Linked DNA regions of Homo sapiens: region 2 is linked to region 1. The links are chromatin contacts, found by Hi-C or POLR2A ChIA-PET in ENCODE. All regions are on one chromosome and are shown on one strand. Each heading gives the region's core, a stretch centred on a gene start or an enhancer-like site at or near the end of the contact. The rest is flanking DNA. Distances are from core to core; before and after follow the strand shown. Region 1 overlaps HNF4A (hepatocyte nuclear factor 4 alpha). Region 2 holds the start of LINC01430 (long intergenic non-protein coding RNA 1430).

Region 1 (5,941 bases), core at 2,566-5,065:
CCCAGGGTGACTGGCTAATGGCTGAGAAGAGGGAGGGCCTGGAAATCTGACCATAGGGAGCGGCTGGGCTTGGTCTTGAGAAAGATTCAGAGAGATAAGCTCCCACTCTTGGCTCCTCAGGCTCCCAGCAACCACCACCCCTGCCTGCCTGTCTGCGCCACCACAAAGCAGCCACGTTGTGTGTGTGTGTGTGTGTGTGTGTGTGTGTGTGTTTAATATAATATTTCGAACGTTAGGACAAGCATAGAGAATGATATTGCAAACATCTGAGTACTCACTATCCCAACTTTACAAAAGGGACAGCCAGAGGAGCCCGATGCCTGAGCTTCCGGTCCCAGGGACAAATGCCCCAGTTCCCTTAGTATTCATTCGTGGGTATCACGTGATCTCCAAAGTCTTCACATTCTAGAAAATGGGAACAAGACCCCAGACCCATCCTGGACAAAGGAGGAGAAGACCAGAGCACAACATTTATTAAGGTCTTGCCAGGCTTCCTGCTACCAGCAGGTATCAGTCACTGGGCTGTGCTTTTTCCACACTTCAGTAGGTTGGGTTCATTTCATTTTCATGACAACCCTATATGGGAAAATGTTGTGAAAATGAAATGAGCCCAGCCCATTGAACCTATTACAATTCCTCCCTTTTTGTGGATGAAGGAACTGAGGCCCACAATGGTTAAGCAACTTGCCTAGGGCCCCACAACTGATCCTTGGAAGATCTGAAGTCCCAGAGCTTCTGCTATTTGGACCACACTTCAGCACTGTCTATTATTTTATGCTCTCCAGATACCAGGGACATTTAAAATTGTTTTCAGCCCAAGCAAGGGAAGCAAAAATCTTTTAACTGCTTTAAAGTAACTTGAGGCCAGGCGCAGTGAATCAGGCCTGTAATCCCAGCACTTTGGGAGGCCGAGGCAGGCAAATCATTTGAGGTCAAGAGTTCGAGACCATCCTGACCAACATGGTAAAACCCCGTCTCTACTAAAAATACAAAAAAATTAGCTGGGCGTGGTGGTGCATGCCTGTAGTCCTAGCTACTCGGAAGGCTGAGGCAGGAGAATTGCTTGAACCCAAGAGGAGGCGGTTGCAGTGAGCTGAGATCATGCCACTGCACTCCAGACTGGGCAAGACAGCGAGACTCTCTCAAAAAAAATAAAAAAGTAACGAGTTCATTTTCGAATCTCTTCATTTCCTGCTCCTCTAAACTCAACCTTTCCCAGCTCTGCGACTAGTCCCAGACCTTCCCTTCTAGCCCACAGTTGTGCCGTACCAGCCAAACCTTGGTCTAGTCCTGCTAGTTCGGTACAAACACCCCTCACCCCCATCACCCCAGCACACCCCAGAAGCAGGAACGTAGGACCCAGCTTGCTCCAGGGCCCACTGAGAAGGAGGGGAGGGGAGGCTTTGGTAGACTCTCTTTCCCCTGTATCTGCTCCTGGCCCCCTGTTTTCTCTGCCCCCTCCCTTGGAAATATCTTCTATGTCTCATCCTTATGGGACCTTAGTCTGGGCTCATGAGCTGTCTTGGAAAATCTGGGCTTGCTGATCCCGATGCAGGAGTGGGTGGTCCCCAAGGCCTGCTCTGAACGCTGCAATTCTAACATCTAGATATCAGTGGTTCTCCAAGGGCAAGAGGGGCTTTTTAAGCTGCAAATACTCCCTCCTCTCCCAAACCCAGTTTTCAATGGGGTTAAGCCTGTCTCATCCACTTCAACTTCCATTTTGTGGACTGGGAAAGATTATGAATGGGAACCTGATGCATGTGTGAACAGTTGGAGGCAAGAAAAAGATTGAGAACTACAGTCTAAGGTTCCAACATTTCTGTGGTTGTATTAGTCAGTGATTCCATTATCCCAAAAGCCTAAGATTTTAGGCACTATGATTCCTCATAGGTGTCATCCAGAGGGCACTGTGTTTGAGAGAACAGCTCTCTCACAGTGAAAGTTCAGGTCTGTGACAGGCAGATGGGAGAGGGGTTGGCAGCCCTCCTGAGTGGATGGCTACCCACCTCCACTGCGTGTGGCCTGGTCCTGCGTGTGGTCAGTTGTTATAAATGTCTTTTATTAGACATCCAGAGTCATTTTCACTTGTGTAATTTAGGGACATTTCTGTCTCTTCTGGGCTCTAGTTTTCCCATCTATAAAATGAGGACATTGGATAATGAACCCTTCAGCCCTATGAGTCTCGCTCCTCACTCCCTGACCTACCTGCACAAGTCACACTGCCCACTAGGATGGGTGTGTTTGTTCCCTGGTCCCTTCTTTTTTTTTTTTTTTTAGATGGAATTTCGCTCTTGTTGCCCAGGCTGGAGTGCAATGGCAGTATCTCGGCTCACTGCAACCTCCACCTCCTGGGTGTGAGTGATTCTCCTGCCTCAGCCTCCCAAGTAGCTGGGATTACAGGCATGTGCCACCACACCTGGCTAATTTTGTATTTTTAGTAGAGACAGGGTTTCACCATATTGGCCAGGCTGGTCTGGAACCCCTGACCTCAGGTGATCCGCCTCGGCCTCCCAAAGTGCTGGGATTATAGGCATGAGCCACTGCGCCCGGCCCCTGGCCCTTTCTTGAGCTGCTGCAAAGCCAGCAAACCCCTTACTAGGCTCCTGGAAGGGGGATGAGAGCCCCAGACCATTCAGCCTTAGCTCAGCCTTGAAAATAGCTGCTTGCTTCCTGGCCCAGGGAAACGGACATGCTGCCCGGAGGATAGGAGAGTTGGCTGATGGCGAGTGAGCGTGGGTTAGTCGATGCTAGTGTTTGTTTACATGCCTGGGTTACCTGGAAGATCATGACACATGCAGTCACTTGGTTGTTTTGAGAACGGGCCAGAGTGACAAAGTGTTCAGTTGCCACTGTGGTCAAGCCATAGGAAATGAGGGTATTCCTAGCTGTGCCTGTCTTCTAGGCCCCACCACCCCTCCTCAGCCTGCTGGGAAGCTCCCAAAGCCAAAAGAAAGTCTCGGTGGAAGTCTCACTGGCCAGGAGAGTTGGGACAAGTTTTTATTTCTTTTTCTTGATGACCTTAGGAGAATTTGAGGACTGAAACCCTAAAATAGTCCCTGAGAACCAGAAAGTGTGAGCTGGAAAGGTAGGATTTCAAGACCAGCTGAGTCTATAAGAGGTCATCAAATCTACCTGCTCCCCACTTTACAGAAGAGGACACTGAGGCTAGAGAGGTGATGTGACGGGTCAGGGGTGGAGTCAGGTCTAGAACTCAGGCTCCCCAGAGCTGAGCAGACACCAAGCTCCCTGGAGTGAAACTTGCAGTGATCAGCTTGGGAGGCACATTTCTTGATCTAGATGGCTGAAACTTTCTCTCGACCACAGAGAGGGGCTTCAGGTCTCATGGGCCTATAAGTCTCTGCCACAGGATAGTCCACCATGGCTGGAAGGGGCTCCCTGGAAGGCCAAAGAATCCAGGGAGAACCCTGGGGGTCAGTGGGCCAACAGCAGGTCAAGAATTCTTTCCTGCAACCGAAAGCCAGGGAGACAGACACCTGCCTTGGCCTAAGCTGTCAGGCCCAGGACAAATATTCGGCTCCTGGCATCAAAAACCCAGCCCAGAAAGCGGACCCAGAGTTGCAGGAGGTGAGCGTAGGTGATGGGCCAGGGGCCATCTGAAGAGGCCTTCCTCGGAAGCCCCTGCCCTGCTCCCCACAGCCCCCTACCCAGGAGTTCCCTGGGAAGACAGGCTCATCACCTCTCCGCCTCTGCCCAGGTCGGTTAATATTCAATAGAAGTTACATTAGGTCCCCGACCCTGCTAATACTGAGCAAACATTTGGAAAACATCATTCCGTGACTGAGCTCGCGCCGGGCACTGATAACGCCCGCCTAACCTTGAGGAGCCCTATCCGCAGCTGCTGACAGCAGCCCTTTCATTCCGCCCGCCGGCCACTCGGCGCCCTGATGGGTGGGTGCGGGTGCTGGCAGGAGGCTGCCGTGGGAGGGGTGTGGGCGGGTGGGGTGGACGGCCCGGTCAGGGAAGCCGTGCTCTGAGCTGGCCCCGTCCACATGGTGGTCTGAGAGGAGGTTGCTTGCCTCTGGACTTCTGTTCTATCCACTGACTCCCGGGCTCAAGTGCAAAGGATTTGACTTTTATTCTCTGATTTTAACAATGTGTCAACATCAAGAGAAAGTTGAATAGCTGGGGTGTCAATGTTCCCTGGAGAAATAGGGTTCTTATAAGAATTAGAGTTTATGACCAGGTGTGGTGCCTCGCACCTGTAATCCCAGCATTTTGTGAGGCTGAGTGGATCACTTAAAGCCAGGTTTTCGAGACCAGCCTGGGCAACCTAATGAGACCCCGTCTCTCAAAAAAAAAAAAAAATTTAGCCAGGCGTGGTGGCACACGCCTATAATCCCAGCTATTCGGGAGGCTGAGGCAGGAGGATCGCTTGAGCCCAGGAGGTTGAGGCTGCAGTGAGCTATGATTGCACCACTGCAGTCCAGCCTGGGCAACAAAATGAGACCCCATCTCGAAAAAAAAAAAGAAAAAGAATTAGAGCTTGTCTCTTCCAATGCCTTCGTTCTCTCACTGCACAAATATTCATTGAGTACCTACTGTGAACCAGGCCCTGTTCTGGTGGCTGGGACTACAGCAGTGAACTAGAGGGATGGAGTTTTGGCCTTCTGAAGCTTTCCTTCTCAGAGAGAGACAGATAGTAAAGGAAGTAACAAATAATTCTACAATAAGTGACTTGAAGAAAAATAAAGCATGGGGGGCAGGGCCAGGGTGGGAGTCATGTTGTGTTAGACAGGGTGGCTGGAGAGGGTGTCTGAAAGGCGACATTTGTGCAGAGGCAGGAGTGAAATGAAGATGCTGCTGCGCTGTGCAGGAAAGGGAACCCCAGGCAGTGACCACAGCAGCCTACAAGCGTGCGGATGCGTCCAGGTGGGGAGGCGGGTTTTCGCGGACAGAGTGTGTAGGGGGAAGCCGGTAAAAGGTGCGATCCGAGAGGAGAGGAAGGGCCCTGGGGACTTGTGAGGTTGGAAGGCACTGGTTTTGAGCAGCAGGCGACATGACTTGAACGGATCCCTCTGTCTCTGAGAGGAACACAGACTGCAGGCGCAAGGCAGAAGCAGAGCCCAGGAGGAGGCTGATCTAATCCAGGAGAGACAGCGGGCCTGGGAGCAGGGAGGGAGCAGCAGGTCTGTTTGTCAGGATCACGACAGCACTGGGGTGTGAGGGGAAGCCAAGGAAGGTGGCCAGGCTTGATGCCAGTCCCTGAGACGAGAAAGAGTGCAGGGAGCCGGCTGGCAGGGAAATGCCTACGGGTAGGGAAACTGAGCCCCAGAGAGAGGCTGCGATTGCCACCGGCACACAGAGTGGCAGGTTCCAGACAGGAAGCCGGGTCTGGTGCAGCTTCAACCTCCCTCCTTTCTGAATCAGCCAAGCCTCATTCCACAGTGAGGCCTCTTGGACTCCAAGGGCTATCCCATCCACTGTCGGGATGGTGGAAGGATCATCTTCTATCTCAGGCCAGGACTGACCCAGATGGGAGCAGGCAGTGGAGCCTGGGGCCCCGGTGGGCGTAGGCTCCAGATCCCTCAGTGCCTGGAACAGAGCAGCAGTGGGAGGGAGGGAGACAGCGCCTGGCCTTGCTGATGCTGAGGTTAGTCTGGAGTACATGCAGCTCCTGCTGATGGACAAAACCATCAAGGCAGTTGGAGCCCCCAGATCCTCTTGTTCAGGAATCCCCAGGCCATCTCCTTGTCACCCAGAGTAATTTGTTTTGCTTGCTTTACTCACTTTCATTTGGAAAGAAAGGGACCCTTTTGTAGACCAGAGCTTGAACATCTTTAAGCTAGTCAGATCCCCTCCTCAATGCTCAAGACCAATTTTAAACCCATAGCCGAGTCTTCACTGTCTTGCGCGCCCCTGCTGATGGGTGGATCACTCTTATAGCCTCTCCATTGTGTTGGGGGCAGTTGTGATATGTGGA
Region 2 (7,968 bases), core at 3,440-5,939, 39 kb after region 1:
GGACTCAGAGTGAGTCAAAAGAAAGGACTTCCAGATCAGAAGGATTGGTAAGACCTGAACATGTAATTGTGGGATGATGCCAAAGGTCTTCACCTGACTCTTGTCAACACTAACAGGTTCCGGGACAGCTGCACTCTAGGGGGCCAGTAGAGGCACCATCTTGCTCAAAGAATGGGGCCAAACTACACCAGGCATCTCTACCATCCCCATCAGATCCTACCTCTCTCTGCTTAAAACCCTCCAATGGCTTCCCATCATTCTTGGAACAATTTTAAATTCTTCACCAGGGCCCCAAGGTCCTACAGAACCTGGTTCCTGATCACGCCTATGAGATCATCTCCCCATGGTCACTCCATTCCAGCCCCCTTGGGCTCCTCCCTGTTCCTCAACACACTAAAGCTGTTCCCATTTCACAGCCTTTACCCTAATGTTCCCTTTATCTGGAACATTCTGTCCTCAGCTCTTCTCATGGCCACTTCCTTCTAAACATTCAGGTCCCTACTCAAACGTTGCCTCTTGGAGAGGCCTTCCCTGATCACTTGGCTAAATACACGAGGCTTTGCAGGATATACAGTCCCTGCTGCAACTACTTAAGTCTGCTCTTACAGCGTAAAACAGCCATAAGCAATATGTAAGTGAATGGGTGTGGCTGAGTTCAATGAACTTTATTTACAAAAGTAGGCAGTAGGCTGGATTTGGCCTATGAATGTAGTTTGCTTACTCCAGCTCTAACTAATTGTCTTGTTTGATTGTCTTCCTCTATCCTTCCCTCTCTAGACTGTTAACTCCATAAGAGCAGAGACTCTAGTCTCATTCAATGCTGCTGTGGTAGCCAGCCTCCAAGATGTCCCCCAGTGATCCCCATTTCCTGGTATTCCCACCATTATTTACTCCCCTCCCAAACTGAGTAGCGTTGTCTGTGTAATCACTAGGATATTGTGAAAAAGATGGAGTGTGACTTTTGAGGCTAGATGATAAGAGGCATTGTGGATTTCATCTTGCCACCTTGAATCCCTTGCTCTGGGGATGCCAGCAGCCATGCTGTAAGGACACTCAAGCAATCCTATGGCAAGGTCCACATGGGAGGAATTGAGGCCTCCTGCCAACTGCCAGCCATGCAAGTGAGCCAAATTGAAAGTGGATTCTCAAGCCCCAGTCAAGCTTTCAGGGGATCACTGTCCCAGCTGGTATTTTGACTACAACCTCATGAGAGATCTAAGCCAGAACCATCCAGCCAAGCCATTTCTGAAGTCCTACCACACAGAAACTATGATATAATACATGTTTGTTGTTTTAAAATTAAGGTAATTAGTAATTAGTTATGCAGACATAGATGACTCACATAGTTGCCTAGCACAGTGTCTGGTCACAGAATAAATAGGCTAATTAATATTGGTTAATAAATAAGTGCTTAATAAATATAGAAGGACACATTATAAAAATAAATGTTTGGGGCCGCTGCGGTGAGTGCATTCTCACTCAATAGGCGCCAACTAAACTTTTATTAAAATAAAATAAATGTTTGAAAGACAAATGTATTATAGTTTTTATATAAATAAATGTAAAAATATACATTAAATAATATAGAAGGGCACAATTAAAATTTTCCTAATCCACTGATAGTCCTTGGACAAGATGCCTATATAAGAATTCTTTCAACCTTGAGATCCTAAGATTCGGAGATTCTCAGTTTCTGTGTATAATTAATGCTAAGTCTAGGATTATATAATTCTGAGACTTTAGGCTTCTGTTTCACCAAGTCCATGGCTCTAAAAGCTTGTGATTCTAACATCTTATGATTCATTTATCAACATATATCTTGGCTGAACAACTCTTCTCTGCCAGGCACAGTGCTGGGTGCTAGGGATTCAGTAGAGAAAAGATGATCCCGATATCTGCCCTCCTGTGGCTCATGAGTGGATGGGGACACAGGCAAACACACGGGCACACATGATGTAGTGATCTCTGTCACATGGTAAGCACAGCAGCTGGGGTGGGGACTGTGGTAAATGAAGGAACACCAACCCAGATATTCAGGAGGGATGTGAGCAGAAACTGTCCTCAGAGCAAACAGGAAGAGAGAGGACTTCAACCAGAGAAGGAGGTGGTGTTGTAGACTGTGTTCCAGGTAGCGGGAACAGCCAGTGCAAAGGTCCAGGGGTCAGGGGAGAGAGCCAGCATCCAGCACATCTGGTGAAGCAAAACAAGTTCTGTATGGGTTGGTATAGAGTTGGGGGTGGGGGGCGGTAGAAGGCAGAGTGGCCAGACTGTGGCCAGATGACTGAGAACCTAGTAAACCATGTCAAGGAGTTTGAACTTTATCCTGAGGGCAAAGGGGAGCCAGGGAAGGGTTTTAAGGGGCAGCAGAGTGGCACAATCTGCTTGGTAGTTTGGAAAGATGCCTCTGGCTCCTGTGTACGGGTTTGGAAGGAGGAGAGACAAGAGACAAGTCTGGAACAAGATCCCAGGTGAGAGAAGAGGCCTGAGTGAATGGGAGGTGGGCCCCAGAGAGACATTTCATTTACAGTGTGGGGAATGGACAGGGAGTTGGTGGCAGTGTGGGTTATACTGGTAACCTAGGAGCCCAGGACTCCTAGATTTTATGATTCTAAAATTCTTGGCCAGGCACAGTGGCTCATGCCTGTAATCCCAGTACTTTGCGAGGCCAAGGTGGGCAGATCACTTGAGGTCAGGAGTTTGAGACCAGCCTGGCCAACATTGTGAAACCCCGTCTCCACCAAAAACACAAAACAATTAGCCGGGCCTGGTAGTACATGCCTGTGATCCCTGCGACTCGGGAGGCTGAGGCAGGAGGATCCCTTGAACCCAGGAGGTGGAAGTTGCCCTGAGCCGAGATCGCGCCACTGCACTCCAGCCTGGTTGACAGATTGAGACTCCTTCTCAAAAAATAAAATAAAGTAAAATTCTCTGATTCTGTGTTCAACACTCCATCATTCTTCAACACAAAATGTTCAATGATATCACCATATGTGTAGGATGCCCAACCTTACCGCCCTCCATCCCTCCTTTCTGAGCTTCAGTTTTCCTTGTTTACAAAGTGAGGATCATTAACACTGTCCTTGCAAAGCAGCCGTGGGAGTGGGAGACGGTGTGTACTCAGCATCTGCACAGAAATGTGGTCCATCATGGCAGGCGTGTTTGTCTGGAAGTGCTCAACACACAGGCACTGTCAGGAAAGAGCCGGGTGTTGAGAGAACAAGACATCAGCAGGGAAGAGCAGGGCAGGCAAGGAAGAGCCTGGTCCTTGTCTGCTCCTGGAGACCTGGGCTGCTCTGGCCTCCCGGCTTCTGCCTGGGCATCTGATACCCAGATTTGGTTGTTTGCTTCCGGGTACCGACAAGTTTACATGTTGTTTGTGGAATTCCCCATTTCTGCAGCTGGCCAGAAACTCCCCTTTCCTGGTCTTAAACTCCCCCAAGGGCTACAGACACCAGCTGGGGGTAGCCAGGCAAGATCTGGTCTTCCCTGGACTGATCTAAGCCAGATCAAGTCCCAACCTGCTCACACTCTAGCGCCCCCTCTAGGTCACACTATAGGCATTCCCTTCTTAGACAACTAACTGTCCATTGGCTCCAGCAAGAGCAAGTCTTTGGAGACAGAACCCTCACTCCTCTCCCCAAAACACATGGTCTCCTGAACCACACCCAAGGTTTATGTGTCTCCTGCATTCTAATTTGCTTCTCACCAATGGTTCAGTTTTAATTCAGTCCAATCCACAAAACATCCATTGAAGCCGGGCATGGTGGCTCACACCTGTAATCCCAGCACTTTGGGAGGCCGAGACAGGTGGATCACTTGAGGCCAGGAGTTTAAGACCAGCCTGGCCAACATGGTCAAACCCCATCTCTACTAAAAACACAAAAATTAGCAGGGCGTAGTGGCGGGTGCCTGTAATCCCAGCTATTCGGGAGGCTGCAGTGGGAGAATCGCTTGAACCCGGGAGACAGAGGTTGCAGTGAGCTGAGATAGCTACACTGCACTCCAGCCTGGGTGACAGAACAAGACTCCACCTCAAAAAATAAAATAAAATAAAATAAAATAAATTGAACAACATAACTGTGACAGGCTTACCCGTTGCTTGGAGAAAGAGATGGGAGGCCAGCAGTGGTGGGCCTGAAGCTGCCAGTGCTTAGTGGATCAGGGTTGGGCTTAGGGTGTGAGGCCAGAGAGCTCAGTTCATTTCTTTGCACACAGTAGGGGCTCTGTAAACACCCGTGAAATTAAATCAAATTAGGAGTTTAAGTGACACAAGCTAGCATGTGCACCAACTATTTCCGGAAGGCGATGAGAGACCGGAGAGTGAGATGGCTTTCGGGGTGGGTGTTGGGGGGCTGGGTAGCTGGGGTCGGGGTGGGAGGAAGACCTACTTCTCATTTTATGCCCTTTTGTACCTTTTGAAATGTTTTACTTTCACCACATGCACACAGAGCAGAATCAATCAAACAAACAATCACAATTAAATAAACAATGCAGGGAGCCAGGCTGTCTCAGAGCTCCATGGCTTCATGCCTGCTCTTCCTGCTGGTGAGATACTGTTTCCCAGCTTTCTCCAACTGGGGAAGTACACGTCCTCCAAGAAGTACACAAATGTCCTGTCTTCTGGGGCCTGTTCCTGCCTCCCTGTGATGGTTCTTCTCTGCTTACCCACCTCATCCACACACGAGTGGTCCAATCTCCAACCCTGTCTGTCCTGCTCTGTGGCCTGGAGGCACCTGTGCCTTCTGACATCACAATACATTCAGCCAAGGGGAGGAATCGGCAGAGATAAAAGGGCAGGATGAGGGAGAACTGGGCATGTTTATGCCACCCCCAGCTCCCTCCCTGTTTTGCCTTAATTTTGGCAGTGGCTGAATTTCTCCATGGTCTTAACTCCTGTCTTAGCCTCACTTATATGGCTCCAGCTATCTCTGGGTCAAGTAACACCATTCTCTCTCTCACCTCTTTGGCCTTGGGGTGCTAACAGCTCCCCACTGTTGCCAGTCCCTGCATGCCTCACCTCTGCAAACACTTCCTTCATTAAGTTTGCTTCAGTTAAGCCAGTGGTTCACAATCTGGGGTGACTTTGCCCCCAGGGGACATTCGGTGATGTCTGGAGACACTTTAGGTTGTCATGACTGGTAGAGAAGATGCTACTGGCAGAGGCAACAGATAGTGCTAACCATCCTACTCCGCACAGGACATCCCCCACAACAGAATTAGCCAGCCCCAAATATCAATAGCACGGAGACTTTGGGTCTCCCACTGCTCCCTGCCTGAAGCCCGACAGTTCATGGCTGGGATTCTGGACTCCTGCTGGCCTCTCTGCTTTGTGGTGTGATCTGCCAGTTTCCACACCTGCTGTTGATCTCCTCTTAGTGACACAGAGATGAAAAGACCCCATCCTTGCCCTCAAGCTGGCCATAGTGCAGTGGAGAGAGACCCTGGTGAGCGGGGTTCCCCAGCAGCCTCGAGTCCTTGAGGGCAAAGTCTCTTTGTCAGTCACCACGTAGCCCCAGTAGTAGGAGAGCAGCAGACATTTGCCAATTGAAACAAAAGGTCCTTTAAAAATATCTTAAAACAAGGCCAGGCTCAGTGGCTCACGCCTGTAATCCCAGCATTTTGGGAGGCCAAGGTGGGTGGATCACCTGAGGTCAGGAGTTTGAAACCAGACTGGCCAACATGGTGAAACCCTGTCTCTACTAAAAATACCAAAAAAAAAAAAAATTATCTGGGCATGGTGGTGAGCGCCTGTAATCCCAAGCCACTACTCGGGAGGCTGAGGCAGGGAGAACTGCTTGAATCTGGGAGGTGGAGGTTGCAGTGGGCTGAGATTGCGCCACTGCACTCCAACCTGGGTGACAGAGCAAGACTCTGTCCCCCCCACCCCCCCCAAAAAAAAGTCTTAAAACAGACAGAAGGTTAGGCTCAATGGCTAAACAAGACCCAGGAAACCCTGGTGAGTTTCCCTGTAACAAAAGTTCCAAGGAAACCACAATCAGGCAAAGATGTACCAAATGAATGAATTCTAGTCCCAGGGGTATGGGTGGGTGAGTGGGACAGAAGACAACTATGAGCATCCCGTCTCTAAAATGGTTATAATGGTAGAACCCACCTCCTAAGATTGAATGAGATTAAATTTAATGAAAATCACTTACAGTGTTACCTAGGGCATAGTGAGCACCAGATAAACAGTATCCACCAGCTACCTGGAGGAAATGATGGGGCAGCAGCTTCAAGACGGGTCTAGGGAAGAGCTCTGCCGCTAATATTGGACTGGTTTGCACCCCTGGGCCTCACTTTCCCAATCTGTAACGTGAGGAAAATATAAGCAAGATTAGTGTTTTGCAGAAATTATATCATAGGGATGCTTGAGAGGGGTTCTACAATACGTAGTGCAAATATCATTTTCAACATCAAACCTGTAATTTAATACAAGTAAAAGGTCAGTCTGTTAAACTGGAGGGAAATATTACCATCAGGCAGGGCTAGGGTGACCAACTCATCCTCTTTTGCCCAGGACTTGTCTAGTTTTAGCTCTGAAAGTCCTGTGTCCTGAAACTCTCCCTCAGTCTCAGCGGATTAGGATGGCTGGTGACCCCAGCAGGTCAAATGATCAGCTTGCCCATACTAATTTTAAAGATAATAAATAGCTAGCTGCCCGACACAGTGGCTCACGCCTGTAATCCCAGCACTTAGGGAGGCTGGCTCGGGCAAATCACTTGAGGTCAGGAGTATGAGACCAGCCTGGCCAACATGGCGAAACCCCGTCTCTACTAAAAACACAAAAATTAGCTGGGAGTGGTGGCAGATGCCTGTAATTCTACCTACTTGGGAGGCTGAGGCAGGAGAATCGCTTCAACCCAGCGGGCAGAGGTTGCAGTGAGCCAAGATCGTGCCACTGCACTCCAGCCTGGGCAACAGAGCGAGACTCCATCTCAAAATAAATAAATAAATAAACAAACAATATATGTTGAATACTTATTTTGTGCCAGGCACTGACTTCACAAGTATTAGCTCATTTAATCTTTATAAGAACCCAGCAAGGTAAATATTAACATCTCTCTTTATACAATCGCACAGAAAGGTTCTGTAATTGCCTGAGTTCACACAACTCCTGAGTAGTAAAGCCAGGATTTGATTCCAGGCCATCTGGGTCCAGAGTTGCCATATTTAATTTGACCTGTGCTATATATTTGAATATATTTTTATTTTTTATTTTTTGAGAGGAAGTCTCGGCTCTGTCACCCAGGCTGGAGTGCCGTGACATGATCTTAGCTCACTGCAACCTCTACCTCCCGGCCTCAAGTGATTCTTTAGCCTCAGCCTCCTCCCAAGTAGCTGAGATTACAAGCATGCACCGCTATGCGCAGCTAATTTTTGTATTTTTAGTAGAGATGGAGTTTCACCATTTTGGCCAGGCTGGTTTCAAACTCCTGACTTCAAGAGATCTGCCCACCTCGGCCTCCCAAAGTGCTGGGATTACAGGCGTGAGCCACCACGCCAGGCAAATATATTTTTAAAACGTCTTTGGAGACAGTAATAATATCAATAATGATGATAATAATAATAATGGAAATATATTTTAAAACATTTTTGAAATAGTAATAATGACAATACATTTTTGAACACTGAAATATGCATCCCAAAATTTAACACTATGGAGGCCACGTATAAACTAACTTGAGCTGCTTGATTAGCCCATTGTTGTGCAGACCTTAGAATAAAGCATTTTTGGCCACCTCTGCTGAATTAAAGCTAGAATGGAAGACTCAAATGTTTACAGGGCCAGGTGGGTGATGTCAGTGAGTGGTTTTAGGGCAACAGAGAGTGGTGGGGACTGTGGCAAACGGGAATAGAATGCATGAGCTGAGAAGATGCAGCCAGGACTCAACTCCAGGCACTTGGAATTGGGGACCAGCAATGGCAGATCCTTCAGGAGGAGACAAACATCCATCTTTATCAGCAACT

The links. A loop is a pair of places that touch in the nucleus more often than their neighbours do. ChIA-PET counts read pairs that join two places held with the same protein, here RNA polymerase II (POLR2A). Pooled maps may share reads with other maps.
Region 2: a map of right lobe of liver shows a loop between it and region 1 (2.1-fold over the local background). The contact joins the promoter of LINC01430 here to the enhancer-like site in region 1. A Hi-C loop is called at or near these places in 4 of 168 maps with a recorded cell type or tissue (HepG2, dorsolateral prefrontal cortex, lower leg skin and 1 more) and 1 of 50 pooled maps. POLR2A ChIA-PET finds 5 or more read pairs at or near these places in 3 of 52 experiments (HepG2, MCF 10A and activated CD4-positive, alpha-beta memory T cell).

Annotation. Positions count from the first base shown.
Region 1 is chr20:44,407,581-44,413,521 of GRCh38, forward strand. The region is part of intron 3 of HNF4A (hepatocyte nuclear factor 4 alpha); the gene reads left to right. It overlaps MIR3646 (microRNA 3646), which reads left to right and starts at 540; the gene lies at 540-623. Within about 2 kb of position 3,816, at least 4 of the 41 ENCODE cell types and tissues checked have a DNase peak (open chromatin) inside an H3K27ac peak, as active enhancers do; they include right lobe of liver, where a contact is called at or near this core.
Region 2 is chr20:44,445,868-44,453,835 of GRCh38, forward strand. It overlaps LINC01430 (long intergenic non-protein coding RNA 1430), which reads right to left and starts at 4,690. Exons shown (of 3, transcript NR_109893.1): 1 at 4,670-4,690; 2 at 4,093-4,223; 3 at 2,910-3,187. LINC01620 (long intergenic non-protein coding RNA 1620) reads right to left here. Exons shown (of 3, transcript NR_132343.1): 3 at 6,117-6,306.